5 separate regions of the Mus musculus genome follow, and regions 2, 3, 4 and 5 are each linked to region 1. The links are chromatin loops, found by intact Hi-C in ENCODE. Cell type or tissue: left cerebral cortex. All regions are shown on one strand. Each heading gives the region's core, and the rest is flanking DNA. Links, peaks and the distances in the headings are about the cores only. Region 1 holds the start of Gm22157 (a small nuclear RNA gene). Region 2 overlaps Adtrp (androgen dependent TFPI regulating protein). Region 3 overlaps Hivep1 (human immunodeficiency virus type I enhancer binding protein 1). Region 4 overlaps Hivep1 (human immunodeficiency virus type I enhancer binding protein 1). Region 5 has its middle 72 kb from the start of Gm40925.

Evidence for each region. Peaks named below come from ENCODE experiments on the same cell type or tissue, not always from the same donor. Only the 100,000 strongest peaks of a DNase experiment are listed, where the experiment ranks them.
Region 2: a loop joins it to region 1, with 4 times the contacts of the local background. A loop is called at or near these places in 4 of 42 quality-filtered maps.
Region 3: it touches region 1 in a loop (2.5-fold over the local background); 2 of 42 quality-filtered maps call a loop at or near these places.
Region 4: it touches region 1 in a loop (3-fold over the local background); 2 of 42 quality-filtered maps call a loop at or near these places.
Region 5: it touches region 1 in a loop (9-fold over the local background); 4 of 42 quality-filtered maps call a loop at or near these places.

Annotation. Positions count from the first base shown.
Region 1 is chr13:41,900,528-41,907,110 of GRCm38, forward strand. All of the region lies in intron 3 of Gm10790 (predicted gene 10790), which reads left to right. Gm22157 (a small nuclear RNA gene) reads left to right here and starts at 1,124; the gene lies at 1,124-1,227. In left cerebral cortex, for the core only: no CTCF peak of the experiment used is centred there; a DNase peak (open chromatin) is centred at 2,912; H3K27ac peaks cover 1,348 bases.
Region 2 is chr13:41,823,548-41,830,130 of GRCm38, forward strand. Adtrp (androgen dependent TFPI regulating protein) reads right to left here. Exons shown (of 7, transcript NM_001145875.1): 2 at 4,596-4,838. The coding sequence starts at 4,748. Among named protein-coding and RNA genes, the nearest start is that of Adtrp, 21 kb to the right of the region's middle. In left cerebral cortex, for the core only: a CTCF peak has its summit at 3,683 (motif pointing left); DNase peaks (open chromatin) are centred at 2,062, 4,215 and 4,647; H3K27ac peaks cover 1,436 bases.
Region 3 is chr13:42,098,834-42,105,416 of GRCm38, forward strand. The region is part of intron 2 of Hivep1 (human immunodeficiency virus type I enhancer binding protein 1); the gene reads left to right. Among named protein-coding and RNA genes, the nearest start is that of Hivep1, 50 kb to the left of the region's middle. In left cerebral cortex, for the core only: a CTCF peak has its summit at 2,738; DNase peaks (open chromatin) are centred at 1,960, 2,273, 2,837, 3,178 and 2 more places; H3K4me3 peaks cover 1,269 bases; H3K27ac peaks cover 3,071 bases.
Region 4 is chr13:42,116,445-42,123,027 of GRCm38, forward strand. All of the region lies in intron 2 of Hivep1 (human immunodeficiency virus type I enhancer binding protein 1), which reads left to right. Among named protein-coding and RNA genes, the nearest start is that of Gm32778, 67 kb to the right of the region's middle. In left cerebral cortex, for the core only: a CTCF peak has its summit at 2,671; no DNase peak of the experiment used is centred there.
Region 5 is chr13:41,746,289-41,752,871 of GRCm38, forward strand. No RefSeq gene overlaps it. Among named protein-coding and RNA genes, the nearest start is that of Gm40925, 72 kb to the left of the region's middle. In left cerebral cortex, for the core only: a CTCF peak has its summit at 838 (motif pointing right); DNase peaks (open chromatin) are centred at 923, 1,090, 1,599, 2,803 and 1 more place; H3K27ac peaks cover 888 bases.

The DNA.
Region 1 (6,583 bases), core at 586-5,585:
AACCATGAGCCAAGACACATCCTTCTCCTGCTAAGCTGTTTCTTTTGTTGTCCTGGCCTCGGGAAGAGGAAACAGCGCACAAATGTAACACATTCCAAATTGGCACGTGAGCTAGCAGGATAAAGAAGGATTCCAAATCATATGGGAAATTAAAATGCTGTATAGAATCACAACAGATAGCAGAATGGGTTGCCACGTTCTGGGCACAGACAGAGGAAAGAGGAGTGACAACAGTCCCCACACAGTCCGAGCTGGCTCCAATGGGCAGGTCGCAGGGATAACTCCAATGTGGTGTTTCTCTTTGTACATAGTGTGTACTGATGAGATGATTCATCAGTGTATCTGTCCACTTAAATTTTCATCCTTATTTCTCGAGAAGATACCAGGAATCCTTTCATCTGGCTATCTTGAGTGTGTACAATAAATGCCTTGGGAAGATTTTCAAGCAAACATTTTGGAGACAGCCAAGTAGCCAATTGAAATGAGATGAAGGAAGCTCACTGTCTTTTAAAGTCTTGTGTAAACATCAAAAACTATTCAGGAGAGAAGTGCTTGCCGGCCTTTTTACTAAGTCAGGAGAACACTGGCAGAAAGCAGTGATGTTTTCCTTTGCAGCCCTGGGACCCAGGAACCTTTGCTAACTGTGACCCAAAATCCAGATGCCCAAAAGAAAAGGTGAACCTTTCCAACTTTGTAAAATCATTATTATTTTTTTAAGGGTAGGTTCTGTAAGTAAAGTCACAGGACAGATGACACACCGGGAAAAATATTTCTAGCTCATTTCACAGAAAAATCAGCTCATCTCCCAAGTGCGCGGGCTGTTTGCAGATAGAAGTCAGTAAATGGCCAGTTGTTTGTAGAAAAATGTCGGGAAGGACATTAACAGAAACCTCCCGAGGAACAAACTAGCTTTTAAGTATAAAAAGCTGCTGGGCTTTACCTGTCAAAGAAGAAAACCAAATAAAAATGGCCCTGTGATGCCAGTTTTAAGCCAGCAGTTTAGCCAAACCTAAAAGCCCACATTAAATCCATTAGAGGACAGTTGACTCATTGCCAGAGACCTGTTAATTCCATGTCTCCTAGGGAAAGAAATTCACCAATACTTACCAAAATTAAAAACATGGTCACTTCAGTGGCACATATACAAAAACCAGAACGACACAGAAAAGACTGGCATGGTCGCTGTGCAAGAATGACTCATCAATTGATGAAGTGTTCAGTATTTGGAAACATGCTTTTATCCGCTGACCTAGTAATTCATTTTGGGGGATTCTATGCTACATGTATGTCATACGTGCACAATCATGTATTAGCAGATTTTTATAATGACTTTGATAGCAAAAAATTACATCATTCAACAATGCCATTCACTTAAATAAATTATAATGCAGCCCCTCTGGGGACTATTACACAGCTACATCAAGAGAAAGACATGGAATAAAGAAGAAGCTCTTTGTATATGAATGTGGAACTCTCCAGAAATACTTTAATGTATATTAATCCATTATGACATTCTGGTATAAAATGAAGAAATGTCTTTATAGTTTAATTTTGCTCTATCTGCATGAAGAATCACTACAAGCACAGAGATACTCACAAAATGGCTATCTATGCACAGAAGTCTGTGTAACACATAAGAAATTGATAAAATTGGCTATTGATAGTCCTCAAAAATGAAAGAAATTCTATTTCTAGGTAATTAAACAAAACAATGGGAAGCAAGAACTCAAATGAATACTTCTACGCTGATGTTCATAACATTATACACAATAACCCAAAGGTAGGAACAGCATGAATGTTTACCAGAAATTGGAAAGATGACTGTGTTTTTGTATGTATGACATATGTTTATATCATAAACATATGTACATATATATACTTATACATGGCTATCATTTGGCCTTGAAAAGTAAAGAAATTCTGACACATATCACAACTTGAGTGAATAATAAAGGCACTATACTAAGTGAAATAAACAACACATATAAGACAAATATTCAGGGTTCCTTTTATGCAATGCATTAGATAGGCTTCTCCAGAAGAACTGAAGTGATATAATGAATGCATACAAAGGAGTGTAGCCCCTTGGTTTACTCATTGGCTGGGTAGTCCAACAGGGGCTGGCTGCTCCCTGCAGATGCTGAAAACCCAGTAACTCTTTGATTCATGAGGTTGGACTATTCAGCAGTCCCAATCTGGCACTAAAGATCTGGAGGAGTCCTGGAGAGCTGTTGGTCCTTATGCCATGCTTGAAGGCCAGAGAAGCTGCTTTCTGATGGCTGGAAGGATGACAGACAGCATGGTAGCATTGAGAGAAGATACACACTCACCAGCGAGAAGTGGAAGCAGGCAGGTCAAAGCATCCCTGTTTGTCCCTCAAATCCCATCGTGTCTGGGCTACCACCAAGAAATAGCTTCATAAACCCACTCAGAGGTGTGTATCTTAATTGATTTCAGATCCAGTAAAGCAGACAGCCAGGGTCAGCCATCCAGAAGAGTCAGACTCATGGAGACAGAAAATAAGTTAGAATATACTGGAGGCTGAGAAGGGGAAGTGGAAGCTCCTACTAAAGTCTCAGTGCGGATGATGGAGTGATTCTGCAGATGAAATGTGGTGCTCATACACACACTCGCACACGCACATGTGTGTACATGCACAGGAGCACACAAGCACACACACACATATTTGCTGGGCATAATAGTGGTACACACACACACACACACACACATATCATACTACCAAATATACACCATAATACCAAAAGAAATTGGCTGGTAATAAAGTCAGGAGTGTAAGTAGAAGACTCAGATCTGGGAGAGACACCACTCAACATATGTCTCCTGAACTATGTAAATATATTATGTAATTACCCAACAAGTCATTTCTGAAGAGCCATCTGGACTTCTCAGATCACTTCTGTACTGTGAGGTTTTTTTCTCAATGCAAATATTGCTTTTTTTTTTTCACCCCAGTGCCTTAAAAAGCACCTACATCATTGCATCATTGTAAGACTGAGGAGACAAACTTCCACAAGCCAGAACATTAAGCAGCCCTGGCTAACTGAAGTAAATCTTCAGTTTCCTTTTGTCAATCCAGAGAGGTGCAGGTTGGGGCAACCAAGAGGCCATCTCCATCCTGGTCTTTGAGGGGCTGGTTACTCCACTGACTGCACTGCCTGAAGATGTAGCCTCCGACACAGGGAAACGAGACAGACCAGTTCTGACTACCTCACTCTGTGATTTATACACTTGCCAAAGCTCCCCTGTTTTGTATGTGATTCGTCTTCACCTCAGCCATTTTTTTGGTTATTTGGATTGGTCTTTTGAGACAGGGTCTTGCTAGAGAGTCCAGGTTTGTCTTAAGCTTATGGTAATCCTCCTGCTTCAGCCTCTCACGTTCTGGGGTTACAAGTGTGTGATATAACACCATGCTTTCCACTGACCATTGATACATCATGCCCTCTTTCATCTGACTCCTTTTGGCCTGCAGTCCTTCCCCTACAGGGGCACTGCAGAAGGAAGAAAAGGGCTTCAGCTCTGCCCCACCCAGTCCAGTCCCCAGCTGACCAGCCTCTACTTGAATGATTCCATTCCAAGAGAGACAACCTCTACTGAAGGACCTGGTCCAGTAGCACTGACATTTGTCCTTATGCTGCCCAGAGACTTCGACTCATCCATCCAGTTTTATTTTCTAGAAACATAAAAAAGAAAATCTAATACCTGTTCGGCATGAAGGAGCTTCAGATAATTTAGAGTGACTACTTGGTAGATGGGAGTCGGCTCTGGGTTCCATCTCCAACATCGCCAAGAGCTGAAGCAAATCCCAATTCCTAGGGTAGGTATCACAAGCTGTGGCTTCCATCTTGCAATGATTCACTCTCAGGCTTTTCCCTCCTCTCCTGATAAACACAACTCTCAAATAAGCTTGACACCACTACCACCAGCACTCCTCGGGGCCCACAGCCAGGAAAGAAAGAAATCCTTCCAACACGTGAACAGCCTAAGGAACAAGTCTCTCCCCTCTTGGAAAGTCTATTGTACATGTTAATTAATTTATTTATCTTGGTTGGTTTGCCTTTTTGTTTGGTTTGGTTTTGCTTTTTAAGATAGGGTCTCTGTCTACAGCTTTGGCAGACCTGGAGTTTCCTATGTAGGACAGATTTGTAGCAATCCTCTTGTCCCAGTCTTGGGTTGGCAGTGTTGGGATGGCAGGCAGGTATGTATCAACATGCCTGGCTCAGCCTACATCTGGACTGCAGCTTTAGGACAGGGCCAGAAAAACAGAACCAAAGAAGGTAGGGACTGCCTGACCCAGAGACTCCAATAAGCTAGGCAGGACATTACATGTGGGGAATTACATTACATAGGAGGGCATTTTCATATGGAATAATAACAAATGTGTGCCAAAGGGAAGGGTAAACTGTAGAGATAACTCAGTCATCACATCCATGGCTCACATGATTCATAAGCTCAGCCTCTAGGGACAGTGAGACTGTCCTGCCCTTTCTCCACCTCAGATGGAGTGGCATCTTCCCTGTTCTTTCATTGGCATTGTGTTCTCCTGACCTGTGGAGGTTAAGTGTCGTGAGAAGTGTTCTAGGTATGATATCAATGGCCTAATGTCACAATCTTGAATAACAAAGTTGTCATAGCTAACTTTCATGCTTTTTTTTCCATATAAAAATACACATATGTTTTACTAAGGTCTTGAAAAGAGTTTTTTTTTGTTTTTTTTTGGGGGGGGTCTGTTTTTTTTTGTTGTTGTTGTTTTTGAGCATAGAATTGTGTTGGTATCTAAGATGTGAAGAATGACATTTATCAAAAAGACAGATTGGCATTGGTTTTGTGTCATTATAAAAAGTAAGTTAGCATTAGAATAATTTTGTAAATAATATAGGAGAAACAAACTGAACAGCTCAGAGATGGCAGCTCCATGCAGATAGTGACTATGGATTTTGAATATTGCATACATGTCAATTACTTTTACATATTCATATATCCAATCATTTGTTCCTCCGTCTTCCCTTCCCTTCCACCCTTCCTTCCCTTTCTCTCCTTTCCACCCTCCTTCCTTCCTTTCTTTGCATCATTGTTGCTGAGACAGGACCTCACTGTATTAACCAGTCTGGCCTCAAATACCCAATCTTTCTTTCTGCCTTGGTCTCCTATATGCTGGGATTGCAGGTACGTGATGTCATGCCTGGGGCAATTGAAACCCCTTTTACCTTTTTGCTATGGATTAATCCTTTCAACCCATTTTTAATGATCTCCACCAAACGACTATGCTCTTCGCTGGCTTCATCAATCTCTTTCCTCTTTAACATGAAAATATTTTAACATTCGACGAGACGTCATGGGACATATTTCATTGTCTGAGCAGTGAGATGGGAGGCAAGCCAGAGCTACTTTATCTCTTACAAGTGGAGTTTTCTTTAAAAGCAATTTAAAATGTTTAATTGCAGCTGCAACATATAATATAAAACTTACCCCCTGAATCACTGTATGTGTGTAGTTCAGAAGTGTGAACCATTGTATGTGTGACCTACAGTTCAGAAGTGTCAAGCGTGTTCACAGTGCCACACAGATGAGCTCCAGAACATTCTAGGCTTGCAAAACAGTCGATTTTTTCACATTAAACAATGCTCTCCACTGTTCCCTCAGCCTTTGTCAGACACTCTTCTACGACAATGACATTGGCAACTTTAGATGCTCCACAGTAATAGAATCACCTCAGATTTGCATTTTTTAAAAAACTGAATTCTGAGATTTAGTAAGTTTCCTCAAGGTTCGTCCATACTTTAACAAGAATCAGAATTTCATTCTTCGGGGTTGAGTGATAGTTCATTTGACCGCAGCCCACTGCACCTTGTTTACCCACTCGTCTGACAGTGGGTATTTAGATGGATTCCACTGTTTGGTTACTGAATATAATGCTGCTCTGATTATGGGTGTGCAAATATTGTTCTGCATTTACTTATTTTGCACTTATATCTAACTAGACCCTGGAATTATGAGTGTTCATCTGTTTTTCTTCAAGGTGTCTCCACAGGGTGTTTTATAGCAACCGCATTATTTTACATTCTCACTGACTGGGTGGGTACAAGGTTCCAGTTTCCCTGGTCTCTACACCAACACTTGTTGTTTTCTATTTCTTTGACAGTGGCCATTCTGGTGGTATTTTAGTTAGGGCTTTATTGCTGTGAACAGACACCATAACCATAATAACTCTTATAAAGGAAAACATTTCGCTGGGGCTCGTATATAGGTTTACAGGTTTAATCCACGGTCATCGTGGCTGGAAGCAGGGCAGCACACAGGCAGACATGGTACTAGAGAGGTAGTTTGAGAATTATTCATCTGGACCTAAAGGCAGCAGGAGAGGGAGAGGGAGAGGGAGAGGGAGAGGGAGAGGGAGAGGGAGAGGGAGAGGGAGAGGGAGAGGGAGAGGGAGAGGGAGAGGGAGAGGGAGAGGGAGAGGGAGAGGGAGAGGGAGAGGGAGAGGGAGAGGGAGAGGGAGGGAGAGAGAGAACCACTGGCTTAAACATTTGAAACCTCAAAGCCCACCCCCTCAGTGACACACTTC
Region 2 (6,583 bases), core at 579-5,578, 77 kb before region 1:
TCAAGAAGTGTCCAAAGGCTCCCCACCTTCACTAGTAGGTGTGTGTCCCTTAGGGCCGGGGCCAGTTCTTAGATGGAAAGGGAGTGAAGGAAACCAGGAAGCACATCTGGGGAGGACTGGGTACTATGTGCACTGAGCTAGCACAAGCAGACTAAGCCATACTCGGCTGCTAGGGTTTCCTCACTTGGTAGAACTCATTGCTCTCGGCTTACACCTGAAGCTCTACCTCTCCAAAAGCCCCAATGTCAGGGATGTCTATGCCAGCAGCTACAGCAGAGAGAGGAGAGTCTCAATAGACATCCTGTCCTAGCAAATGACAGAGAGGCAGACACCAGAGCTGTGTATGTAGAATGTGTGTACCGAGTATGAGGTGGTTGATTCTCATCAGGTCACCCACTTAAAACTTATCAAGGAGGCCTGTGTTCCACTAAGTCACTATGTCCCTCATTATTTATCCATCTCTGTCAAACACAAGATGACTCTAAGCTCCCTGTCTTCCTTCCATCTTCTCTCCTTTTCTGCTTACGCCATGGTGATAGCTTATGGCCATGCTGTTAGCTTCTGTTTGTGTTTCTACTTAACAAATGTGAGAATGAACAGCATAAGGTCCTTAGCTCTGGGTCACAGTGTAACCAATAAACAAAGGAACCTTACAGCGGACACAGCCACCAGAGCACACTCCCTCTCCCTGGGGCCACCTCTCTGTCTTGTCGGGAGTGACTTTCTTGTCCCCCCCACCCCCACCACCCTTTCTCTTCTTAGTTAGCAGCTCTCTGTCAGCCACCAACCCTCTGGCAGCTTCCATGGCTTCTTTTGGGACTTCCTGGGGGCAGTGTCAGGAGGAAAAAGGCACAAAGCTCTGAAAGCTGACTTGTAATAAGACAGGTTTTGCCATTCAACTGGGACACAGACATGCACTCAGCCAATTAGAAATTAAGGATGTCTGAGAGGAATGGTACATCAGACTCAGAAAGATAAAAGTCACACATTTTCCTTCCTATGTAAGTTCTAGATGGTACTGTTTCTATGCGTGGGCTGCAGCCTCTAGGTCATGAAACTAGAAAGGGGAGGAAAGAAGTCATGGGGAGAAAGAAATAAAAAGTCAAATGATGCATGTAACATGCAAGAAGGTTGGGGACTACTGGGGACAGAGGAAGGATGTGTGGGTGGGGATCAATAAAATCAAAATCTGTATGAAAATTCCATGATGTCCATTTTGGTTTGTATGCTAATATGAAAGGACACATAGAAGGCTAACATGACTAGTAGGGCATATTACAAAAGCGTTAAAAGTTGTGTTTGATTGAAAATATAAATAAAAAGAGGAGAGATGTGCTATGTCGATGGATTCCAGAGATGGTTCAGTGTTTAAAGAGAATTTTCTGCTCTTACTGGGGTTTAGTTCCCAGAACCTACCAGATGGTATCAAACTGCCTATAGTCCCAGCACTAAAAGATCTGACACCCTCTTCTAGTCTCCACAGAACCTGCACACACATGGCACACAGACAAATATGTAGGCAAAACTAATGTAAAAGTTAGGCCAAAACTAACATATAACATACAATATAATAAAATTTACAATTCTTGCTAACATGAGTTGGATACTGACGTCACTAGTAATAATAAACATGAATGTTAAAGTTAGGAGATCTATAGCCTGATCATTCTATTAATGGAAATTTTAAATTTTAATGAAAATATAAATCAGTTAAGAACGAATAGCTATAGGTGAACATGCAAGATCTCACGATGTAGAGATTTTGAGGCTCAACTATATTAGTCAAGCTATTTGAAAACTATCCTTGGATGGGTTCCCTAAAATATACTAAACCTATCTTTGTCAGATGGGGGATATTCTATGAAGTCAAACTTTCAAGAGCATAGAAAGGAAATCACTACAGGTAAGGTCTCGGGATTGGTCTCCTTAGCGTGCTGGGGCCATGCTGGGGCCGGAAGCAGCCAGAGGAGGAGTTATTCATCTTAGCCACGCCCACAGCAGACATGTGAGCAGACGTCTAGTCTCTGAACACAGAGGAGAACTGTTAAAGTGGGTCGCGCTGCTAAGAGCGTGGGAGGCAGAACTGGTTTTGAGCTAGTGAGAGTTCAAATGCTTTTTACATTTACGGAAAGGGGAGGGAAAGGACAGAAAACTGCGCCATACACTGGACTCCAGGTGGTCTATGGAAGGCAATGAGGAAGCAAAGTGTTGAACAGAGGCGAATAGGCCTTAGGGGATATGGGCAGAGAAATGAGGAAGGAAACTGCAGATAAAACTTGAGACAGACTTCTTTCTCAGAGACAGTAGTAGCTTTCCTGGGAAAAAAGGGACCTGAGGGGGTATTTTGTTTTGTTTTTTGTTTGTTGGTCAGATTTGTTGTATTTGTTTCATATATATAAAAAGAGGCCACAATGTTTAAAGGAATTAAGAAAAGGAAAAAAAAAAAAAAGGACTCTGGAAGATTAACCTGGAATCTGAGTATTGGAAGGGTGGACACTTCCTGTAGGAAAGGACAGGGCAGAGCTAAGGTGGCAGTCCTCGGGTGCAAAGTAATCAGAGTTCAGAAGGAGCCGGCGGGAAATTTGGGGAGGGAGAGGTGGGTCCAACAGAAGTAACAACCAATGGGATTTTTGATTTGGTGGCTAATTCACCAGAAAGGCAGGAAATGGGATTAAACTAGAATATCATCTGAGCCCAGTGAGATGCTCAGGTTGGTAGAAGATTACTGCTCAGCCCGACTTCCTGACTTCAAGCCTCAGGACCCAATAGTGGAAGGAGAGAGCTGACTCCAGAGAGCTGTCCCTTGACCTCGACCCCATGCATTGAGGTGCACATGACCCCCCCCCAAACACACACATACATGCACACAAAATAAATAAAGGTGCTATATATATATATATATGTATATATATACATATTATACATATATATACATATTATACATATATATATGTATAATATATATATATATATATATTTTTTTTAAACACCAAACTAGAACATGCCAGCAGACAAAAAATTAGAGAAAATGCCATTGGAAGCCAGAAGAGGTCAGGGGGGTGGCTTATAGAGCTGTGTGACAAGTCTGTCCTGCTCCATAGTTATGTGTGATAGAATGCCCATACAGGAGTCTGCCTTTGATTAGTACATAAAAGCTGCCTTCAGTTTACCCAACAGAGTTACGTATAGTGCTCTTAGAATTCTACAAAATCAGTCTTTGTTTTCTTTTCTAATGATTCACCTTTTTCCCTCATGACATCTCAAGACTGAAACCAACAGCCACCTTGACACTTTTTAGCACAAGGGAGTAAGGTCCAGAGCTTAAGATATTCAGGCTAATATCCAGAGGGGAACACAAGGCCAGAGGGAAGGGGACAGGGCCTCAAGGGGCTCTTCAACCTGAACTCAACATCCCCCACCCCGACAACATAGCATCACCCCACCACCGTGCTTCTGCTCCAGCCACAAGATGAGGATTTCAATTTTGAAGATTCAGAGGGATTCGCATATTCTGATCCCGGTGTCTGAGAGATCATAGAGCAGTAGGTACAGCAGTTAAGGATGCTGCTGCTGCTTCTTCTTCATAGGACTCAGGGTCAGTTCCCAGCACCCACAGGACAGCTCACCTATAACTCTAGTATCAGGAGATCTCATGCCCCCTTCTGGCCTCTAAGGCACCAGTCAGACATATGTAGTACACATTGCATGCACAAAAGGCGATACGAGAAAAACTCTCATGCCCTTAAAGTAAAACTAAAATGAAATCTTGAAAACAGAAAAAAAAAACAAAAACTTTTTTTTTGCAGCTTGAAACCAGATAATTTTATAACTGTATTTATTTTATTTTGTTTTTAATTTATTTATATTTATAATTTATTTGCTTATTTGTGTGTTTGCTTATTTTGGTTTTTTGAGAAAGGGTTTCTATGTATCCCTCTTCCTGTCCTGGAACTCACTCTGTAGACCAGGCTGGCCTCAAACTCAAAAGACCTGCTTGCCTCTGCCTCTGCAGGAGTTGAAGGCCTGCCCTGCCACCACCCAGCAGAACTGTGTTTTAACTTTGGTTTGGTTATAATAGTTGAAGCTGTGTATTGGCTGTTGGCTCGGGTGATCTCTCCTTTCAGATGGATCTTGAGCCTATAAAAAAATGTAGTGGGAGAGGAAGGTGGCAAAATGTGTTTGCTTTTCTTGGCTAAATCTGTGAGTCGGTGCGTGCTGTCAAATGACATTACTCCTTCATTGGAAGTCACACTTCCTACTCAACATGTGACACCGCCTTCTTTTCACAGACTTTCCCAAGCAAGGTTCAAAAAAAAAAAATCTCTCCTGTGTTTTGTATTCAAGTCTATAGTCCCCAAGTTGGGCTCGGAAAGTCTTTGTAAAAGAGCACTTAACAGTTAGACACCCCAGTAGCTACAGAACTTTTCCAAACTTAGTTCCTTAGAACAAACTACTGATTAGCAGGGGAAGCCCCAAAACTCACCAACCATGACGAAGGAAGACCTATAGGGAGTTTGTGCTTAGTAAGTGGTTCGTGGAAAAACTCTCACGTTACTGATAAGAGGTTGGTTCCAGACGTGGATAAACCGACTTACCAGATTAAGGAGTGTCAAGTACTTGGATCGCCCACCGTCATGGAATTCCCTTAGCTTCTCCTCATTCCTTCCAATCTGTGGGATGTGATAATTGAGGAAAATGTACCAGTTCAGAACAAGGAAGTGGTACACGCAAGTGGTTGTTTTCGTCATGGCTTCCCTGGATCGGAGCGACAGTGGCACCCGCTCTGCGTTCACTCTGAGTCCTGGGTGTCCCAGCTGCCCTCTGTTCAGGCTGGAAAGCTGTAGAAACAAAGCCCTCTGGGCATGAGCATTTCAACACAGGCTGGACTTTGCATCTCGCTCTTAGGCACCTTTCCTTATAAGTGTGGGAGGGAATCTCTGCGATAGGTAACCTGACAGTTTGCACCCATTTCAAAACAGGGCTCCAGGAAAGCCATGAAGTTGCACTTTGAACAGAGGGCATAGGTTGCTAAATAACCTGTTACAAATGCCATCTCGGTAAAAGGTCACGCCTCTGCTCTTTTCATTTGACTGAAAGATCAGAAGTATCCACAGTGTCCCAGCAAAGGGGAGGTTCCTTTTAAACCAGGAAGTACAGACTTGGATGTGTTTACAGCATGAAGAAAGATAAGGAAATAGGGTGTAGTCATTCCACTTTTGAAATCTGAGGCATTTTCAAGCTTGAGAAAAGTCTTTGATCCGCTGAGACACCGACTCAAGGGTGTCTCACTTCCACACCCTTACACTACGGAACTAAAGATGTTCAGACATTCTATCCGTACAGCATTTGTACCCTGAGGGAATAAGCACAAGGAGAGAGTCAAGGCCAGGAAGCCAGTCAGAGTGTAGACAAGGCTGGTTGGGGGTGTATGTCAGGGGTAGCAGGACATCTGTACTGCCCCAAGGAGAACAAGACTAATCCGATTGGGAGAGAAAAGGACAGGTCCCTACCTCCATCTATGCAGAAGGGGACTTAAGGAGAACTGCCTTGTGACATCACAGGCTTGTTTCCCTGGGCAACTCTCTTGGAGGACTGAGCAAATTCCTTGAAAAAAAAAAATGCCCCTGGAGCCATTAAGGAAGTCTGCAGTTGATGTTATTCATGACTTCCCCAGGGCTTATAAGAACTGAGAAAAAACCCATGAGGAGCTATGGGAACCCAAACAAATCCAGAACAGGTCTATATCTCTCTGAAAAGCCAACGGGATCAAACATTCAGACTCAGAGACAGGAGGAGGACAGTGGTCCTGAGCCAGCAGCTCTGCAGGGGAACCACTTCCTAGTCTGCTGGAAACTCGATAAAATAAAAAAAAAAAATCTTACAAAGTTGTAGGCGTATAAACAAATTTTATTTATCCTGTATTTCTAGGCTAGCATTGTAAGGACAGGGTGCTGGCAAGTTCGGTGTTTGGTAAGGGTTCATTTTCTGCTCAACACAGACAATTCTCTCACCATGACCTCTCAAGGGAAAGAGACACAACAGATCCTTTGATTATCTTTGGGGCCAGAATCCTATCTGAGAAGGCTCTGTCTTGTCTTTATGTCCTCAGGACTTGTCTATAACCACACCTGTGACTAATAGTATCATCAACTTGGAGAGTTAGGATTTCACCCTATGAATTTGGCAAAGGCACGAACATTTTTTAAAACAGAAAATCATTCACTATGGAGAGAGCAATCCAGGACATGGGGGCAAGGCTCTGCAGAATTCCATGGCTGAGCCTAAAACTGCAAATAACGACGGCATCTCCTGCTTTACGAGTACCTCTAGTTAAGCATGGCTCCAAGCCCTTTACCAATTTGGTTCTCTGAACATTCTAAAAACCGTAATGATGTTAGGGCTACAAGGATGTGCTCTGCAAGCGGTGAGAAGGCAGAGTGAGTTCCACACAGGTACTCACTCTCAAGGTGGACCTCAAGGGCCCAGGGAAACCCTTGTTCTCCATACCGCTGGCCCCCTTTTCAGTACTTCCTCTCCCCTAAGGGCCTTTTATATTTTCATCTTCTTATCAGAAAATTCTCCC
Region 3 (6,583 bases), core at 815-5,814, 200 kb after region 1:
TCTAATTCTTTGGCTTGAATATTTGGTTTCTGGACTGGACTTACTTTTTGTCAAAGCTATTAAATCTCAAGAGTATAAATTGAGTTGTTTCTGTCAGCATCCTAGATTTGAGGAAAGAGATTTTACTGCAATAATTACAAGGCTTTTCTGTGCTTACAAAACAAGTTAGCCAAAATTAGAAACATGGCTGAAGTCAATGTATCAAGCTCATAAAGCCCAGAAAAAGACAAGCATCCTCTGAGACACTACTGTTCATCAGCTGGCACGGAGAGGGAACGGATGGGGTAGTGCCCCCTGGTCGGGCGCTGTGGAGCAGTTGTGCAGAGGGAGCCTTGTCACTGGCACCTTTTGTTACACACCCGACTGCTGAAGTCTCATGTGGGTTAAGAAGACTGGGCAGTAGTTCTGGGAGGTTAGATTAAACTTGGAGCAGTTTCAGGAAGATGTTACCCCTGCTACAGTATGGGTAGATGGTCCATGTGCCTGCAGACAATTTGACTCCATATTTTATTATGTACAAAAGCAAGGATGGGTGTGTACACACACATACACACACACACACACACACACACACACACACTCAACACACTCACACACATACTTTTTAAAGAGGATGTGAAGGGAGGAAGGGAGGAACATGGGACATGGAGGGGTGACAGTGAAGTAGGAATTTGATCAAAATAAAATGTGTTCTTATTTGCAAGGGAGACAAATTGAAGGTTGACTGCATGTGACTGAGTGGAGTAAGCCAGGGTGAAATGGCTTCATAGTGTGTGAATCCAGCTGTGTGGCACTTAGGAACTGGTAACCTATGGAGACAGTAACCCGGCAGGCTGTGGAGAAGGAGAGAGACATGGCAGCGCACAGAGGATGTTAGAGAGGGGAAGCTGTTCTGTACGGTGGGCACCAATGCTGCTGAAGTGCAGTCCACGGATCACATCAGGGGTTCTGGGTGTGGTGATGGTGACACTCAGTTTAGGCTCTTTGAGTGGCAGATGATCCACTGTGGGGCTGATGTCTAGATTCTGACAGTGGGGGGAAGTGCTTGTGGTATGGGGGTGTATAACAACTCTACTTTCTAAACAAATTTTGCTGTCAATCTGAGACTGCTCTAAAAAACAGTTATTATAAGGGATTAATATTTTGATAACTTTGATTTCTGGATCTGGGACACTCAGTGCCTAGTAATGTACAAACACGACTTTAATGGGATGGCCCACAGTAGTCCACAGTTACACAGTGGGCACAGCTGATATTCTGGGCATATTCTTTCTGTAGTTCTGGAAATGATTTGTGCTGACCTACTATTTGCCCCGACCTACTAGGTGTTTTACATGGAGCAAGTTGGGATTTCTTACCATTGTCTTGCTTTGCTCTGTCTGTGCAGTGAGTATATATTGTGGGTATATATTTATCTAACGTCAAGCCATCCTTAGATGCAAGTGATATTTTCACCACTATATATATTTTAAGTCTATGAATGTAGTTGTTTTTATAATAAAACATTCATAGTTTTAAAATATTAATTTTATGTAATTTTATTGTTGATATGTCTCCCAAACTAGCGGAGTTACTGTCCCTTGGAGGACAAGGATTTATTGCTAAAGAGAGAACTTCATGCTTGAACTGCTTGGCAGTTCTCCTGTCTTTAACAAACAAGCTTCCCTCTTGTCCTCTACCACGTCGTCTGTGCTCTAGGAGATGGGTGTGTTGCTCATCTGTGTGTTTCACAATCCAACGTGAAAGAACGGGAGGTTATCTCAACTTTTCTTCTCTTTCTGTCATCCAAGGCTTGCAGGAAGCAGGTCCCAGAACAGCTAGTCTGCTGCTTAGCTGTCGGAGGTGGGCTTCCTGCCCTGGATAGTCTGATTGGTAGCAGGTTGTTCAGGGTGCTCCTCTGCTGAGTATTTGGTAAGACAGCTCCTTCTGAGTTGATGAGAATGACGGATAGAAATGTTAATCTGGGGCAGGGAGGAGGAGTGGGAGGAGTAACTCTTTCCTCGGGATGCTTCTCAGTAATCAGTAGGAAAATGTGGTAAATATGGAATCGAAAGCTTCTAAGTCCCTGAAGTCAGCGTGGTGAGTTGTCCCTTCTCTTTCCCATGTGTGAGCTGGGAGAAATCTGGAAATCGGACAATTCCCATCTGGTTCAAACTTTGCCTTTGTACCTTCAAGGGTCATATGCATAGATTCAGTAATGTAGCTGCAGTAATGTTAGGGCTCTAGCCTGATGGCATAGGCCAGTGCTATACTGCCAGAGACTTGGGAAATATGTGTAGCTTATCTATGTTAGCATATGAATACAATATTTCGTGGGAATACTGAAAATGTAGTTTTCTTTAAATAGCATTCACTCAGTCAGTCGTGTGCTTAGAAAAACGGAAAAACTCCAGAGCACGTTTGCAAAGCATATATGATGGTGTCAGTCCCACAGCAGGCCACCCCTGAGTTGCCTGTCTCTTTTGAACTTGACACACAAATAAAATTCTAGAATTATTGATCTTGTAGTTGAAAGGAAGGCTGTAAGACATTCAGTTAATATTTTTTGCCATTTCTCATGGTAGAGTTATAAAAGTGAATAAGATCTAGTCCTTGCCCTTATAATCTAGCATGGAAGACAGTATCTGAACGAGTACCTTGTTTCTGAGGATTAAGTTCTGGAAATCGAGCCCTTGGGTAGGAGTTGGACAGTCTGTGTGCACAACAGGCTGGGCATGCTGGGCAGTTCCCTTCAGCTCCATGAGGTGGCCGCTGCTGCGATAGTGAATGACAGGCCACACTGCGGTCGTTGCGTGGCTGACAGGGAAGAGCTTCCGGTATGCTTGTGCTATGTGTGTACTACACAGCTCACTGTATGCAGCTGGCAGCTGTGTGTAATATGTTCTGGCTCTCAGCCTCAGCATTTGGGGGCATGCGGTAGGAGCTGGGGTATTGGAAACAGAGTAGTCAGTAATTTAAGTAATTTGATCCGAGTATGTTACTGTGTTATCTGAACTAAGGTGTGCCTGCTCTAGACTCAGGGTGAGAGTCTGGCTCCTTTCATCATGCTACACCAGTCTCCTTCACTTCTCTCAGATGCTCTGCTTGGACCGTGAACCTTAGAAACACCCGCTTCCTTCCCTTTGTTTCCCTGCAGCCTGGTCTGGTTCCAGGGTTGCTCACATGTTGCTTTTGTCTCTTGATTCTGCTCTGGTCTGATTGTCCTGGTATCCTGCTGAGGGTTAGTAGGCCAGGCTGGCCTTGGCTACTTGAGATGCATCTTCATGGCCCCGAGTGACCCTCCTACCTGTCCCCAGGTGTCACAGTGCCCAGCACATTGATAGGACTTCATAAATGCTTATGGAATAAGTAAATGACAATTTTGGTTTTATTTTATTTTTATAACTTATGTGCATGCATGTGTGTGTAAACGAACTATTCTGTTATTGATTTACATGGATGTGTTCCAACTTGTGCTCTCCTTAAAATATCTTTTTAGAGGTTATTAAAACCACTATTTAAGTTTGCCTCATGCTTTTTCAATTACAATCCTTACTTTGATACGACCAGATATTTAATAACAATGTACAGAAATTTATATTTTTTGTTGTAATATGTAGATCAAAACATATTCCAATGTGCCCCCTAGCTGCTCATCAGTTATTAATGTGATGTGTATTTGGGAACCCTGCCACTGTGATTCTTCTGTAGCCATACAAAGTAGACACCAGTGTTATGTCTTTAAATACATATCCAAGACATGAACTTAAACAGTTTAAATACAAAGTGTTAAAGGGGTTTTTGATTATTTGAGATCTCTATGTGATTCTTACTAGATAATGGACTAGTTGTTCAAAGAGCAATTACAAATAACTTGACTTTTCTAAATGCCAGCCTCCAAAGGAGGCAGTATATATTGGATACGGTTGGCTTGGGATCATTCTAACGGATGGTCAAGGTCCATCTATTGTTTCCTTCTCTAGAGCCAAATTGCAGCCTAGCTAAATCTTAAAGGACTCTTATCTAGGAAACCAGATATACATAGGGTCTTGCAGAGAGACGGAATTGGGAGTCAGGACTCAGTGGAACACAGTCATCTCTGGATCTTCTATCAGCTTATGTAAAAGGTCAGACAAATTCATTTTTAATTCTGATTTTCCAAAGTTCAGAAAGGTGTTCGAAAACAGAGACCAAGGAATGCGTAGCTGTTACTTTAAGAAGGAAATTAAGTCTGGAGGGAAGGCTGTTATGACTGCTGACATCTGTGGCCTCCTTTCATTTGCGTAAGAGGTGGACTGGCTTCTCTGTGGCTGCGGTTGCCATGGAGAGGTAGTGGGGGAGGACTCCCAGGACTGCAGCCTGCCAGCCAGTGAGCCACAGAGCTGCTTCTCAGAGTGACTGAAGGGGCTGGGAGCTCAGGTGTGCCAGCACACAGATAATGAGGATGGCTGACCTGCCACGGCTGGTAACGTGACTGTGTACATACCCTGGGTGTGACGTGTGTGCAACTGCCTGAGGTTCGCTATGTGAATGGAGAAGCCTGTGTTGTTGTGTGTTCCCACCCTTTCATGTGATTTCTCTCCACTCGATTCTAGTTGATAAAGAGTTTAAACAGTTAAACCAAATGTGAACCCTGATTATACTAAGAAACTGAACTTCACCTGGCTTGTTTGCATCTAGATAACAGCATCTTGTAGCAAGGCAAATAAATAATACATACACTCAGAAAAATCTAATATGGTAGGTTGAACAGCGACTGAAAGAAATGAGTTAGTAGCAGGAGATATTAACACATGGGTGTTAGAGCAGTGCGGCTCCCTAATGCAAGAGTGAACAGTGGAGCGGGAAGATGGCTTTCTCTGCAGAGCCTGAAGAAGCAAAGACGCAGGGTGCTCTGGAGAGGAGTGTGCTGCATCTCGAGATGAATTGCATCATGGCTAGTAATATTTTTTAGGGGAATACTTTGTCATCAAATAGAAAATCATTACCGTTATGAGTTTGTAGTAGGTACTCGTTATGGCTTGCTTCCCTTGTCTTGCTATAAGAGCCTGCTAGACAGGAAGCTTCATTAGTTTTGGTTTCTGTTTTCTTGTGGATTGGTAATTTCTTAAAGATTATACTTTAATTTTACTCGGGTGCCGTGTCTATGTGTCTGTGTCTGTGGAGGTGTGTGCATGGGTTTGCAGGTGTCCAGGGAGGCTAGGGGTGTCAGAGCTCATGGAGCTGGGTTTAAAGGAGATGGTGGGTATCGTGTGTGTGTGTGTGTGTGTGTGTGTGTGTGTGTGTGTATGTGTGTGTGTGTTAGGAACTGCGGTGGGCCTCTGTAAGAGCAGCATTGCTCCTAACTGCTCAATCATCTTTCCAGTTCCATGACTGGAAATTTTGGTTTTGATGCAAACTCTGAACTACCACTTTAGAAAATATTTCTAAGTAAATTTAGGACTTTTTGGATTTTTTTTTTTTTTGAGAGAACACATGTATTAAGTTTATCACAAAAGTGAAGTTCATTTGGCTTCCTTTTCTGAAGAAATCTAAATGGGGGCTAAATATTAATTCTGCTTTATAGTAAAAAGTTGAAAGCGTTACAGGTAAGAAAATAAGCTGACTTCTTAACACATATTACAATTTAGTTTAAGAGGATAGTTTATTCTGCCAAAAATAGGAAGGAAGGGAGGGGGAAGAACAGATAGGAAAAAGGAGAGCTGGGGAGCGTGCCTACAGCCTCAGTCAGGTGTAGTAGGAGACCCATGAACTGAAGGCTAGCCAGCCAGTTGTTTCGTTACAGTTGATTTCATACTGTGTCTTAAACCCAGGAGCTGGAGAAGTAACTTTGTAATGGAGTACTTGCCAAGCACTGCCAGGCTCTGGTTTGATGCCCATTCTCACCCAAAAAGATAGACTGTATGAAGTCTGGGCAATAATAAATATAAGTTTGTAGAACTGAAACATTTATTCTATCATTTACTTGGAAAGTATCATTTTAACGTAAAGTATCTCAGAAGCTGTCAGTAAATATTGAAGACTTTATATATGCAAAATTCTTCTTCAGATGACAGCCTTCCTTGGCATCTTTGAAAGTTCTGTTTCTTTTGTGCTAAATATTATATCTTTAAAAAACAATATTTATTTATTTTTTTTAATTTACTTACTTTACATCCCACTCACTACCCCCTCCTGGTCACCTGGTCACCCCCTCCCACAATTTCTCTCCCATTCCACCCTCCCCTTCTCCTCAGAGCAGGTGGGGGCCCCCCTTTATAACTCCCTACCCTGGCACATCAGGTCTCTGCAAGGCTAGGTGCTTCCTCTCACACTGAGACGAGACAAGGCAGCCCAACTAGCTGCACATCTGATGCATATGTGTGGGGAGGCCTAGGTCCAGCCTGTGTATGTTGTTGTTTAGTTGGTGGTTCAGTCTCTGAGAGCCTCAAGGGTCCAGGTTAGTTGATTCTGTTGGCTTCCTGTGGAGTTCTTATCCCTTTCAGGGCCCGCAATTCTTCCTCCTATTCTTCCATAAGAGTCCCCATGCTCCATCCACTGCTTTTCTGTGGGTCTCTGCATCTCTCTGAGTCAGCTGCTAGGTGGAGCCTCTTAGGACAGCCAT
Region 4 (6,583 bases), core at 740-5,739, 220 kb after region 1:
GTGCAGTGCGCCTCACAAAGAATATTCTTGTCTGTTCTATGACTCTCTTTTTGTCTTTGTCATAGGAAAGGAACTTCTTGGTACCCAGCCAGCCCGTCTCCTCTATTCTACTTCATTCACAGCTATCATCCATGTTCCTGAAACTTAGAGACCGTCACTAGAAACTAATATCCCTTTAGACCCTGCTAGTACAATACTTGAATCTTTAATTTTTACATTTCTCAGACATTGCGTTTTCAGCTAGAAAATGAATTTAGTATAGGGCTGACACCCGCCCTAGTGTCTCTCCTTTCCTGATCTTGGCTAGTTTTTTCTAACACTGTCATTGTTAAAGGAGAGTGATGGTTTCCAAGATCTTGTGCTCTGAGTGAGTCTATTTAAGTTCCATTTCTGCATGCAGGGACTCTGTTGTGTTAACCACCATCTCTAAGAATACTCTTGAGTTTGGCTTCTCTCCATCTACTTTCTACATTTGTGTGTCCAAGCTGCTCCCCACCCTGGACTGTTTGCTTCCTGCCTCTTTGCATTTCCAAGTCCTTGATTCTCCCCAGCCTGAGTGTCCTTCCTCTGCGGATGTTGTCCCTTCCCACACGGCAGGACCTGTGTGTTTGTCTTTCAGTTATTTGCCCGCAGCACTTTTCATCCTGACACTGGTACACATGGATAGGATTAATTTCTATTGAACTTAAAAGTTGTATTTTTATACTGCTATTCATTATAGGTAATTTAGTAATTGAAGAAAATGTAAAGGGTGAAATGAAAAATACTAATATACTGGGGAGGCCTCCCTTTTCTGATCAGAAATGGAGGAGGATTGGGTGTGAGGGAAGGGGAGGGAAAACCAAGCTCAGAATGTAAAGTAATTAATTAATTAATTAACTAATAAAATATACAAATGGAAAACACAGCTACCACATCACCAAGTGCTGAGGTGGATGAGGGGAACGGGATCCTTCCACACTGGGTAGGAGTGGAGTGGAAACTTCTGTACCCACTCTGGAAATTAGTCTGGAGGTTTTTCAAAAACCAGAAATAAAACTACTCCATGACCCAGGCCAGAAAACATGTTAATGTACTACTCTCAGATGTGTGTGTCTTAGTGTTTGTGTATGGTTGGCCTGCCTGCCCATTGATACCTAAGCCCATATTCATCTTTAGAAGCTATACAATGGCGAATAGAAGGTTTCTTTAACTACTCCCCCATTGTACATGTGACTTCTTCCAGTGCCACTGGTAACACATGTGCTGTCAGAAGCATTGTAGCAGTACTTCATGTGTTACATGGCTGTGACTTCAGGTATCCTGTATTCTGCTGAGCAAATGGAATTTAGTGAGGGAAACAAGAAGGCAGGGAAGACAGCTGGATGAGGAAAGAAGAGTCGGGTGGGGTGGGAAGAGACTCTCCAGGACAGACTTCCTTAAGGGCTTTGGGAGGAGTGGACATCATAAATTTGGACTCATCTCTTTGGATACATGTGTTAATAATGCTGGTTACTCACATCAGGTACCCTTTCTATTTAGTATTCAGGCTTTTGTTGAGACAGACAGATGTGACTTAATCACGAACACTTGGATATTATGCAAGTCACTTTCTCTCCTTATCCTGTTGCTCTTACAAAATTATATACTGACTAAGCATGTCTAGTCCCCAAATTTAGGTCAGAAGGGCTAAAGAATTGGAAACGTTGCAGACATGATGATCATCATGGAGAAAATTCCATAGTTGACTACATATGGCAAATCTCATGTGACAAGCAGGTGACCTATAAGTGCTGTGTAAGAGGTGTGTGGGAAACATCAATAAATCTTGTGTTTACACATGAGTGTCACTTTAAAGATTTATCACCTATATGAAAAGAATTCTGAAATCCAAAACATGTCTGGTTTCACTCTGCTAGGTTGAGGGATGCTCAACCTGTATTATGCTGTTGATGAGCAATGAGTTTATGGTGCGTTCCTTTAGTGTGGTTATCTGTGCTGTGAATGGTCTTCTTGGCATAGATTTATATTCGTATAAAACTTGTTCAAAGTGTTGGTTTTTATATTAGCTTTGGAAAGTAAGTCAGAACACCTGTGAATGTTCTTTTTTGGAATTCTTTAGAAAGTGTTGGATCTTTTTACTTTTGAAAGAATGTGACAAACCTCTAGGCCTGGAGCTTTACTGAAAGCCAGGTAGTTTTTTTCTCCCTCCATTGCTCCAATTGTCTTCGTGTGGTCTGCAAAGTCATTCTGGTCAGGCTTTGTTCTTCCTGTGTCGATTTGATAACTGGATCATAGTCTATCTTTCTTTTTCAGTTTGTCATATTAGTTAGGTTCATTAATTCAGAGTTGGACTTGCGGGTTTTTTTTTTTTTCCTCATTTATTTCTCTGTTCTGTGATTTGAAATATCAGTAGTCTAGAATTCCATTTTTAGGTTTGCCAGAGTGGGCTGGAGATACAGAGCTTGTAAGTTAAGAGAAGTTGCTGGTAATGGCAGATGCACTAGGTCAGGGGTCAGCAAAGGCTAGGAATGTTCCTTATGTTGAAGAGTATGTGCACATGTGGCTGGATGTGGCAGAATGTTAGTGACACTGTGTCTGTGGTCAGAAAGCTGAGAGAGGGGACTCTTTCTCCTTTTATTTAGTCCATGGCTCCACCTCATGGGGTGATAACTACCTACATTCACAGTGATCCTTCCACTGCAGAAAGTCTTTTTGGAAAGGCTATCCAGACATGCACAGAGGTTTGTCTCCTTCACTGTTCTAAATGCCATGAAGCTGACTATAAAGAGGATGTTGCCATTACTAAAGATGCTTGCTCCATTTCATCATGATGTCAGGCTGCAGCTGGCAGCCACCACTGAGTCCTGAAGGAAGTGTTCTGAGGACAGGGCTTTGCATACTTAATAGTAAAGGACGCGAAGGACAGTGTATGGACACCTTTGTTGCTGAGTTAGTATTGTTTTCTCCCCCCACCCCCCAAAGATAGAAACTGTGTTTCTTGTTCTGGGTCACACTGAAAAGTATATATTCCATTAAATATTGGCAAATTATCTTATATGAACTACAAACACAGAATACATGGCCACGATCTGAAATTTCAGAGCTAGTGTTAAAAGTATATCCTGCTTGTTAGGATTGTAAAGCGCAGGTTAGGTGTGAAGAGGACACTCTGTGAAAACTGACAGAAGCAAAGCTCTCCCAGTTCCCTAATTGAAGATGTTCTTTGCCTATTGAACTGGGGCTGCAGGTGAACGTGTCCTGTGCTGAATACAGTTATTCTAAGTCAGGGCCTAAGTCTCTGTAGCATTATTGTTGAGACAAAAGGCAACTGAATTGAAAATTGAAAAATGAAGACCAGTATTTTGTGATCAGGGTCATTTTTGTAAGGAATTGTATGAAGTGCACACAGAGGTGGCCAGCATCAGTATGCTAAATATCCACACAGATGTGGCCAACCTCAGCATCCTAAATAACCATATAGAGATGACTAGCCTTGGTATTTTAAATAAGCATTTTAAAAGTCTTTGTTAAATCTTAAGTTTTTGTTGCTTAGAGCGACAGTAGAATCCACTAATAAAAAGCCGCTTTTCTTAAATGTCAAATTACATGTGCATAAACTCTAGAAACCACAGCTATTACAACTGTGAATACATATAATATATACATCATTATTTATTACTAAGGTTTAGATGAACTGCTGGCATAGTAATAATAGTTCTTTGGTAATAAACCCTTGTTTCTCAAGGGCTATGTTTTTAAGTCACATGATTTGTTTATTTATAGTTTAAATATCAACAGTGTACTTAATGCTTTGTTTAAAAAATAGCCTTTCTGCTTTGGTCACTTGTGCTGATCCTGATTCGCCCTCGCCTTCGGGTTTGTTTGTTTGAAAAAAAAAATGCTTAGTGTTGGTTCTACATTTTTACATTAGTCTTAATTTTATTTATTTTAAGTTTTAACTGTTACACAAAACCATGTAAATTATACATCTTTGTGAAGCAACATGGTATTTCTAGGTGGCCATTGTATACTGTTCAAAATCGCTAAAACATACATATTTCCCCAAATATTTATCGTTTCTTTGTGGAAAATTTCAAAGTCCTTTCTTCTTGGTTTTTCTTCTTCTTGTGCCTGGCGTATGTCTAGGGTCTTGCATGCATTAAACATGCTCCAATCCCAGGTACCATGTTATGCTTTGAGACAGACAGACAGACAGACAGACAGCAGACACACACACACACACACACAGAGGGAGGGAGGGAGGGAGGGAGAGAGAGAGAGAGAGAGAGGGAGAGAGGGAGAGAGAGAGAGAGAGAGAGAGAGAGTGTGTGTGTGTGTGTGTGTGTGAGTGTGTGTGTGTGTGTGAGTGTGTGTGTGTGTGTGTGTGTGTGTGTGTGTGTGTGAGTGTGTGTGTGTGTGTGTGTGTGTGTGTGTGTGTGTGAGTTGTGTTTTCCCAAGATTCTAGTGCTTGCCTTCTGATGATCACTAGCAGGAAGCAAACAGACAAGGTTTGGGGAGGGGGTGTGTGCCTCCATTTCTCAGGATGGAAATGCAGTGTAAGGCCTCAAAGGTTACATTAGCTTGTTCCCTGACCTTCTGTGACTCCTGCTGTGCAGGTATGAGCCCTGAGCAGTTGGAGGAAGTTTGATGAGTGAACTGAAGGTGGTTTGAGCTCTGCCTTTCTGGCAGGAGGTGGGCGGGGGGGGGAGGGGGGAGCTACAGCAGAGGTAAAGGACCCTAGTGGTCCTTTAATTTATTTAGAGTACGGTCCTGTGCCAGAGGCCATGGACTCCCTGGCTAAGAGTGATAGGTTCTGTATTGTAGACAGTCCAGTGTCATTTGGCAGAGGCCAGAGGCTATCATCCACTTGGCACAACATTGTAGAGCATTTATCTAAATTATACTTTGAGATATCTAAAACACTATGCTGTTGCTGGCACCATGCTTAATGGAGTACAGAGTAGTACCCTGGGAAGTCTGTGCCCTTTGTTATCAGTATTGGGTCTGACGTTGGTCTTGAATGATTATATCCACCATTGTCAAGTCTGTACAACCTTACAACATTCAGAAAGAGCTGACCATGGGTGTATTTATAAACCTGGTTCTGCCTAGAGCCACAGACTGACCAACAGAGCCTGTGGCCGCACTCCCATTACTCCCCTATACTGTAACACTCGCCAAGTCCATCTGTTTGTGTTTGCAGTGCTGAGGCTTGAACCCAGGGCCAACACTTTACCACTGAGATATTTCTCCAGTCCTACTTGCCTTGGTTCTTTTTACTTCCAGGTCCAGTCCTTCCTGTTCCAGGTGGTTTTGCCTCTGGGCTGCACCTGCCTTTGGAGCTTTGTACTTACTCAGTAGTTCCATGATGGTTTTCTGTGCTGTCTCTTAGACACATCCTCTAACCTTTTTTAAAGATTTATTTATTTATTTATTTATTTATTTATTTATTTATTTATTTTATGTGTATGAGTACACTGTAGCTGTACTGATGGTTGTGAGCCACCATGTGGTTACTGGGAATTTGAATTTGTTCGCTCCTGTCAGTCCCATTCACCCTGGCTGGCCCATCCTCTAACTTTTTAGATACTCTCTGGCATTGTCAAGGGGCAGGCAGTATTCTGTCACAGTACTCTTCAATTCATTGTCTCAGTTTTTCATTAGCGTTGTTTCTTGTTTTTGTCCTAGGTCCTTTTCTGTCACTGCAATGAAATGCATCAGGCTGGTTCTTCTAAGGAAGAAGGCTTATTCAGGTCAAGACTAGAAGTCTAAATAGTATAGTTGCTGGCTCTGCTAGAGCCAGTTTGGCCTCAGGCCAGTCAGCACAGTGCTGGAACACTTCATGGTAGATCACATCTTGGGGGTCTCCTCGTGGTGAATTCACATAGGAAAAGCAGAGAGGCTGGGGAGCAGCCAGGCTTGTTCTGCACAGTGTTGCTTTCAAGAACTGACTCGGGGCCCATAAAAACCACCACAGTCCCTCTGAGAGCAGTTCCCTCTGAGAGCAAAGACTGTCCCCTCCCATGCCTGCACACACTAAGTATTCCCACTTTTTAACGCTCTAGGACTTTGTAACACTGCTCCACTAAAGATGAACCCCTGGGGGACACTCAGACTGTTAGTCTGAGGCACCATCTGGCATAGTCTCACTGATACCAATCTAGTGAGCATTTGTTTTAACAGATCCTGGGTTGGGTACACATCATATTGAAGAAAATGATTATTTTTTAGACATACTTTTTAACCCACAAAAATACTTCCCAGTTATAAAATTGAGTATCTAGAATGCAGTGTGAGGCTGGGTCTATCTCAGCTGGTGGAGTTCTTGCCCATCATGTATGCATAAAACTCTGGGTTTCATCTCTACCACCAAGTAAATTGGGCGTGGAGATGAAAGCGAAAGTATCATAAATAAGGTCAAGACTATCTGCCACTGTCTGAGGCCAGCCTGGGCTATACAAGACCTTGTCTGTTGAAGTGAATGAATGAACGAACAAATAAGAATGTAGTAATTTGCATTATGGTGACAATAATTTAGAGACATTCTCCTAACTACAAATTGATCAGAGTTGCAGATTTGAAGGGAAGTATCCTTACTTTA
Region 5 (6,583 bases), core at 632-5,631, 150 kb before region 1:
ACAAGCAAGCAAGAGAGGCATGTTTGTGAGAGAGAGCAGAGTGAGGCTGAGCATCTCCACACAGAGCTCGTCTAGCTCCTGAGGGGACTAGCCCAGTCTCTATAGAAAGACACCCACCCATTTTTGACCATTTTATCCCATTGCTTTATTTCCTATCAATTCCCACGTTTTTACAGTCCCCTTACTTCTCAGTACCATTAGACAAAGGACACATGAACCTCTGGGAAACGGTCCATTGCATAAACTCAAAATCATTGTCAAAAACCCGAAAGTTTAGAGAAGGATCTGAAAGGATGGTGCCCTGCGTTAATGAGGCTCATGTCAATGGAATGCCAGGAGTGGAGTTGGTTGTAAATTGTTGGTAATTGGATTGGAGTGTAGGAGAATGAAGGAAGGCTGGGAGCAGATAAGAACACTAAGTCACTTGATGAACTAGGTCAGTTTTATAGGGAAACCACATCTTTAAAAGCCTCGAGGCCATCTTTTCTCTGATGTAAGCTTGTCAAGGTCAAAGGTGACTTAAATTTCCTTGGTTTTTTTTTTTTTTCCTTATACCCAGTAGGGTGTCAGACTGTGTAGAGATACCTAATAAATTGTGTTAGATATACATCTCAGATGTAATTACTGAAGCGGTATTTTTATTTTTTTACTTTTCAGAAGGTACCTTGATTATTTGCCTAAGTGCAGAGGATGGACATCAAAGAAGTTCAAGGTGTGACACCACCATGGGACACGGCCTGTTTAACAAAGGAGATTCGCTAATCAAAACAAGGCATAGGAATTTCACAACCCAAGATAACTGTGTTTCAACACCTCTAAGAAAGGAAGAATTAATTCAACCACCAGGGGGCTCTCATCTTCTCATTTAATGGAAGGCTTAGCACATAATGAAGAGAAAAATACAGTTGAAGCCCAGAAGGACACACACACACACACACACACACACACACACACAGAGGAGGGTAGGAGGCGACGTCCCTCCTCCCTGTTAAATTTATGCAACCATTGTCAAGACATCCTGCCAAGCCAACTTAATATAAGATGGGAGATTGAATGTAAACAAATGTGCTCTGAATACTCCATCTCCAAATGTTGAGCAGGCCCTCCTCCTTGTCTTTTCCTAATTGCTGTTTGAATTTATTTCTGGTGCACTGTGTTGCAGGAGCTGCCTGGAAGCGTTGTCCATCCATATGCTGGGTGGGAAGGGGGAGGATATGGCAACAGCGCCTCTTTCTTCTCTTTAGGTGACTCTATTGACGCTGTGTTAATTACTGAAGATGCAGTACTGGGGAAAACCCACTGAAATCTAAGGTTTCTGGTGTCCGTGGCATTCGTGATATGTGTTGTCTTCATTGTCCTTCTTTGTATTCTTTTTAATATACGATGTGGTGTGACCTGGGACCCTCTTGCTTTCTTGGTGATACTCAGTGAGTTTTCTTTCCTCCCACCCACATCTTATTCCTTGGGTCAGCATTGCTCCTTTGTGTGCCAAGGATTTAGCACTAAATCTGACCAGGGCTTGCAAGTGATGACCAATCAAATCCCTCGTGGCATTGAGGGAGCCCTTGTATCACGAGAACGGAGAAGGAAAAACAAATGCTATTGGGTGAGTCCTTATTACTATTGTCTATTCTCCTGGTAACCAGCAGAAAGCTGGCATCATGCTTCCGATTTGCATAAGAAGAGACCAAACTCTGCAGGGCTGAGTCACCTATGACTATAAGTGCTGTAGAATTGGAACTAATTGGATTTAGAGTGCCTAGAGAGTCTACTTTTTTTTTTTTCCACCTTGACATTTTAGGAGCTCACAGAAAGTGAATTAACCATTCTGGCTTTCGGTCTTTTTGGACATCACTTTTCCCTCAAACCATTCAGGGTGTTTGGGACAGTTAGCTTCTTGGAGGAGCCTCAAGGCCACAGCATGGTAATAACTATTAGGAGTGTGTCTCAGTGGGCTCCTCCTGGTATTTGAGAGAGAGGAGAGGTATTTGGGTTCCTTGTCATCTACAGCATGTGGGTGGCAATGAGAACCTTTGGAGATCTTTTATAGTAACTGCTACACTCTGGCCATAGCTGCTCTTCTACTCCAGCTAGTAATGACCTCTGAGCTGAGCTGAGCTTCCTGACTCTAAACACAGGTGGGCTTCTTGGCCCACCCTCCTCCCCCAGACATGATTGCACTCCTTGCTTAGGATGTTATGAAGTGCTCGCACCGAGTTTATCACAGGCCCTGGAGCCTATCTAGAAGCCGCCATTATGATGAGCCAGTATCAAGGGATTGTGACTTTCTTAGGAACTTTCCCTGACTCTTCCAGACCTTCTCATAGGAAGCCATCCTACGAGGTAGCGGAAGCTATCTTTTCAGCCTGTCATTATTCAGAACAATGGCTTTTAGCACCCATTCAGGAAGTCCTGCCCCAGGACCAGAGGCTTATGAGCTCCATTAGCCACAGACTGACAGATTGACACAGGCTGTGGGCGGGGACAAAGTGTCTTGTGAAGCAAGCAGCTCCTATCCCTTCTTGGAACTCAACATTCTATGAGGGTCGTATGTGGAACAGTCTCAGAAATTAATTTTCAAACAGCACTCATCCATTTATTTGATCTTCGTTAACTCTGTTCCACTGGTTGGGTTCATTCTAGGAAGCGCGGGCTGTTGTTCCCTTGATTGGATGGCTGGTGTGGCATCTGGGAAGACTCTTGAATGAAGAGAGGAGGGAGTGGGAACTTGGCAAGCAGAAGCCGAAGGATTATTATAGGCCTATGAGTCACAGGGACTGCAGGCAAATGATACAGAGTGGGCTGATGGAGGGAGTGTGGGCAGCGAGCAAGCTTGAGGTAGACTGAGAGGAAGGAACTAATGCAAGGAGCAACGCTTTGGGAGTATGTTAGTCAGGCTCTGCAGAGAGACAGCACCAATCGGATTCGAGTGCATGTCGAAGGCAATTTCATTCAAGGAATAGGCTCCAGGGATGACAGGATCTGGCAATTCTCAAATGTGCAGGCTGGAGGCCCAGGGAAAATGCTGATGTGGAATGTCAAAAGTATCCCCACAGGTGCCACCCCCGCGGTGCTCACAGCCTGGTGTTCAATGCCCGGAAAACACATCGGTTCACGTCTATAGGGAGCTGTGAGAAGTCTCGACCCAAAGTCTCTATAGATGCTTCCATGCCTCTAGCAGAGTTTGGCTCCAGGCTGTGCCTCAAGCTCACCTCTGCTGCGTACCCAGTGAGGCCAGGTCTCCAGTTCTGCTTATCTGGTTTGGCACTGGCTGCTCAAAGCAGCTAGGAAAGCAGCCAGTGGTTCGAAGACAATTTAAGCAGGATTCTTCTACGTGGAGGGGAATTTCAGCTTTGGCTGCGTATTAGAACTATCTTTAAACACCTAGCGCGGGGTTCATAGTGCAGACAAATTCAGAATCTCTGTGCTGGGGGTGAAGAGAACATCCGAAAAATTGTATTCCTGTAAGCGCCTGGCTGTGTCATCTAGCCTAATCACCTCACAAAGGTAAGGTTACCACTAACATGTAAATTTCGAAGTTCATTTTAACACATGGATTCTTGGGTGACACTTTCAAACCATAGCCACCCTTAGCGGCTCTCAGTGTTTCCTTTTCTGGGCTGTCCTCAACGTCTGATTAAAAACATGTTTTTTTTTTTTTTCTCTCTGATGGTGCTGAGGTCTGATACATGTACCCACACAAAGAGTGCCTGGCTTAGTGGGTAAGAGCGCTGACTGCTCCTCCAAAGGTCCTGAGTTCAAATCTCAGCAACCACATGGTGGCTCAAAACCACCCATAATGAGATCTGACGCCCTCTTCTGGCATGTCTGAAGGCAGTTATAGTGTACTTATGTATAGTGATAAGTAAATCTTTGGTCCAGAAGAAGCAGGGACCAGAGTGAGCAGAGGTTCTAAAAAATTCAATTCCCAACATCCACATGAAGGCTCACAACCATCTGTACAGATACAGTGTACTCACATACATAAAATAAAAAGATAAATCTTTAAAAGAAAAAAAAAAAAAGAGTGCCTTACTGAACTGTGTCACTGGCCCTAACTCACTTGTTAAAGTCGCTTGGGTCCAGAAAAGCAGGTGTTTCCACAACGATGCTGTGTTCTCTACCCTGGCATTCATCACATGTTGGCTTAAAAGATTTGAAAGAAAAATGTCTAATGTGTTGAAGACACAGAGGAAGGATTGGATTTTTTTCAGTCTTCACAAAGGAGACAGAAACTGGATTTGTTAAGAAAATCATATGGCATGCAGGAAACAGCTTTGTCTGACTTTTTTTTTTTTCTCTTGGGTAATTCTTCATTGAGAAAAACCCATCAATGTTACTGACCCTCAGGGGTTTTGCTACCAGAATGATGACGTCAGTCTCTTTGTGCGCTGGTGAATGAAGGTTCTGGGATAATGACTAACAAATGTCCATTTGAAGGGGAGCAGACTGTACGGGTTCATCACTGAGTCATCACTGGGACAGACCAATGAAAAGAGTTAAGAGCTACCATTCGGTATCTATGACTTCTGAATCTCCAGTCTCTCAGTTAATAAACCAGAATTATCGGGTGGTAACACTAGAGCTTTTACAGTACAAGTCTGAAACCTTGCAGCTCTAACAGGAAAACTGTCTCCACTCACCCTCAATAAGCCGACGCAATAGCCCTAATAGTCAAGAGCAGAGAAGGGAAAAGATGGAGTGTGGCTACTGGTTCTTGCTATCTGGAAAATTGTCGACATGGTGACAAAAACTTCTTCGGGGAAGACAAGCTCCCCTGTGCCTGGCAGTAGAGCCCCAGCCTTTCCTTTCCCCCTGTCCTTCTTCTGGGGAAATTCCAGCTCCATGGTTCCATTGCTCAATGGTCTCTGTATCTGAAGGGAGAAGCTCACCTGCCTGTCCTCTCCAGCTGAGTTGGTCACATTGAGCTGAAGAGCAGCCTCCAGGATTCACAAACTCCCAGACCATCAGAAAGGGAACTAAGTTTGTCCTAAGACCTTCGCATCTGTGAAGTGCTAAGGAGCCTGAAGTGAATTATGTTGGACTTGGAGGAGTCACTATGTCCCTCCCATGACTCTGGTTTATATGAGAAAAGAGAGGGACATTTGGATCTGGAGTCCTGATTCTCGTAAGGTGCGGGGTGCGGGTGGGGGAGTCACAAATAGGAAGAAAAATGGAAGCAGAGATGATAGCATTGCTGTGATTAAACAAGTGCCGCCAGGAGCCAGCAGAAGGAAGGGTCTTCCTCTCCACCTTCTAAGGAGACATACAGCTACTATGCTTGATCCGTAAGACGATTAGCTTCTTCATCTGTGGGGAAATATACTTTCATAGTGTTTAAGGTGCCCAGCTTGTGGCATTTTGTTACAGTAACTATAAAGCTCTAAAACAATTAACAGCTACGCTCTTCTAAGGTATTGAGACTGTAATGAATTCATATGGTAAATATGATTAGATTTAGTAATGATAACATTTTAACTAAATATACTTCGGGACTATTTGATACTAAGGTAATGACAGCCATCAAGGCTGCTGGTGCTTATGGGTCTTTTGTGACTGTCTCTGTGACTCCGGGAAATGACAGGTGCTGAGTGAAGGCGAAGTGATTTACAGCAGGGTGGTCAGTCAACATGCAAGAGGTGCATCTCCATGTGTTCACCCATCCACCATGGAGGGGGTTGGAGCTGTTCTTTGACTGCATGTAACACATTAGACCACGAATCATTTAGAGTTACCTGTTATGGGCCCCTCCCTGGAGTTACACGTTCCATCTCTTCCTCAGTAAACACCCACAGCACCTAGGTTTGTGTACTTAAGAAATTTCCGTTAAGCTCAGCTTAAGGAGTGTGCAAGTTCCTTTCATTAAAGTACATTGGTCTTCTCTTAGCTACTGTCTCAATTCTAAAGTTTCATTTACTTACCTCTAACTGCCATCCCAAATCCACGAAACGGAACATTCCAGAAATAAACAACCTAGCTGGTAACTTTTATTATAGTCTACAATCATCCTGTTATTATTATTTATGATGGTTGATCTCTTGCTGTGTCCAATTTATTAAACTTTACCACAGGAGAAAACATAGTGTATATATTGGTTTGTATTACCCTTAGATGTTTCAGATACTCAATGCAGGTCTTGGAATGTCTTTTCCAAGGGAGAACTACTATGCATTGGATGAATAATTTTTGGTCTTATATGCCCAGATCCTGGGTGGCTCCCTGGTAGACTGAGAGTTCTCTGTATGGTCCAAAGCCATTTTGTGACAGTTCTTTCCTTTTTTTTGATTTGATTATTACTCAGAAACACATACTCCTATATGGGCAAGTACAAAGGTGGCCCCAGCAGCCACAAACCTACAAGAGACAATACAGATGGAGGCCTAGCACTTGCTGCCTGCCCTCCTGAGGGACTTCACAGAGGCAGGCTTGGCTCATGGTTTTCATTGTCTATTGCTGTGATTTCATATGAGCCTGTCTATCAGTTGTGGCTACTTCTGAATCTGATAGCCTTTGCATAGAGTATGGGGAAAAACATGACAGTCTTGATGGCCCGTGGCTCACTTTGGCCTCTTCTCTTTTAGTT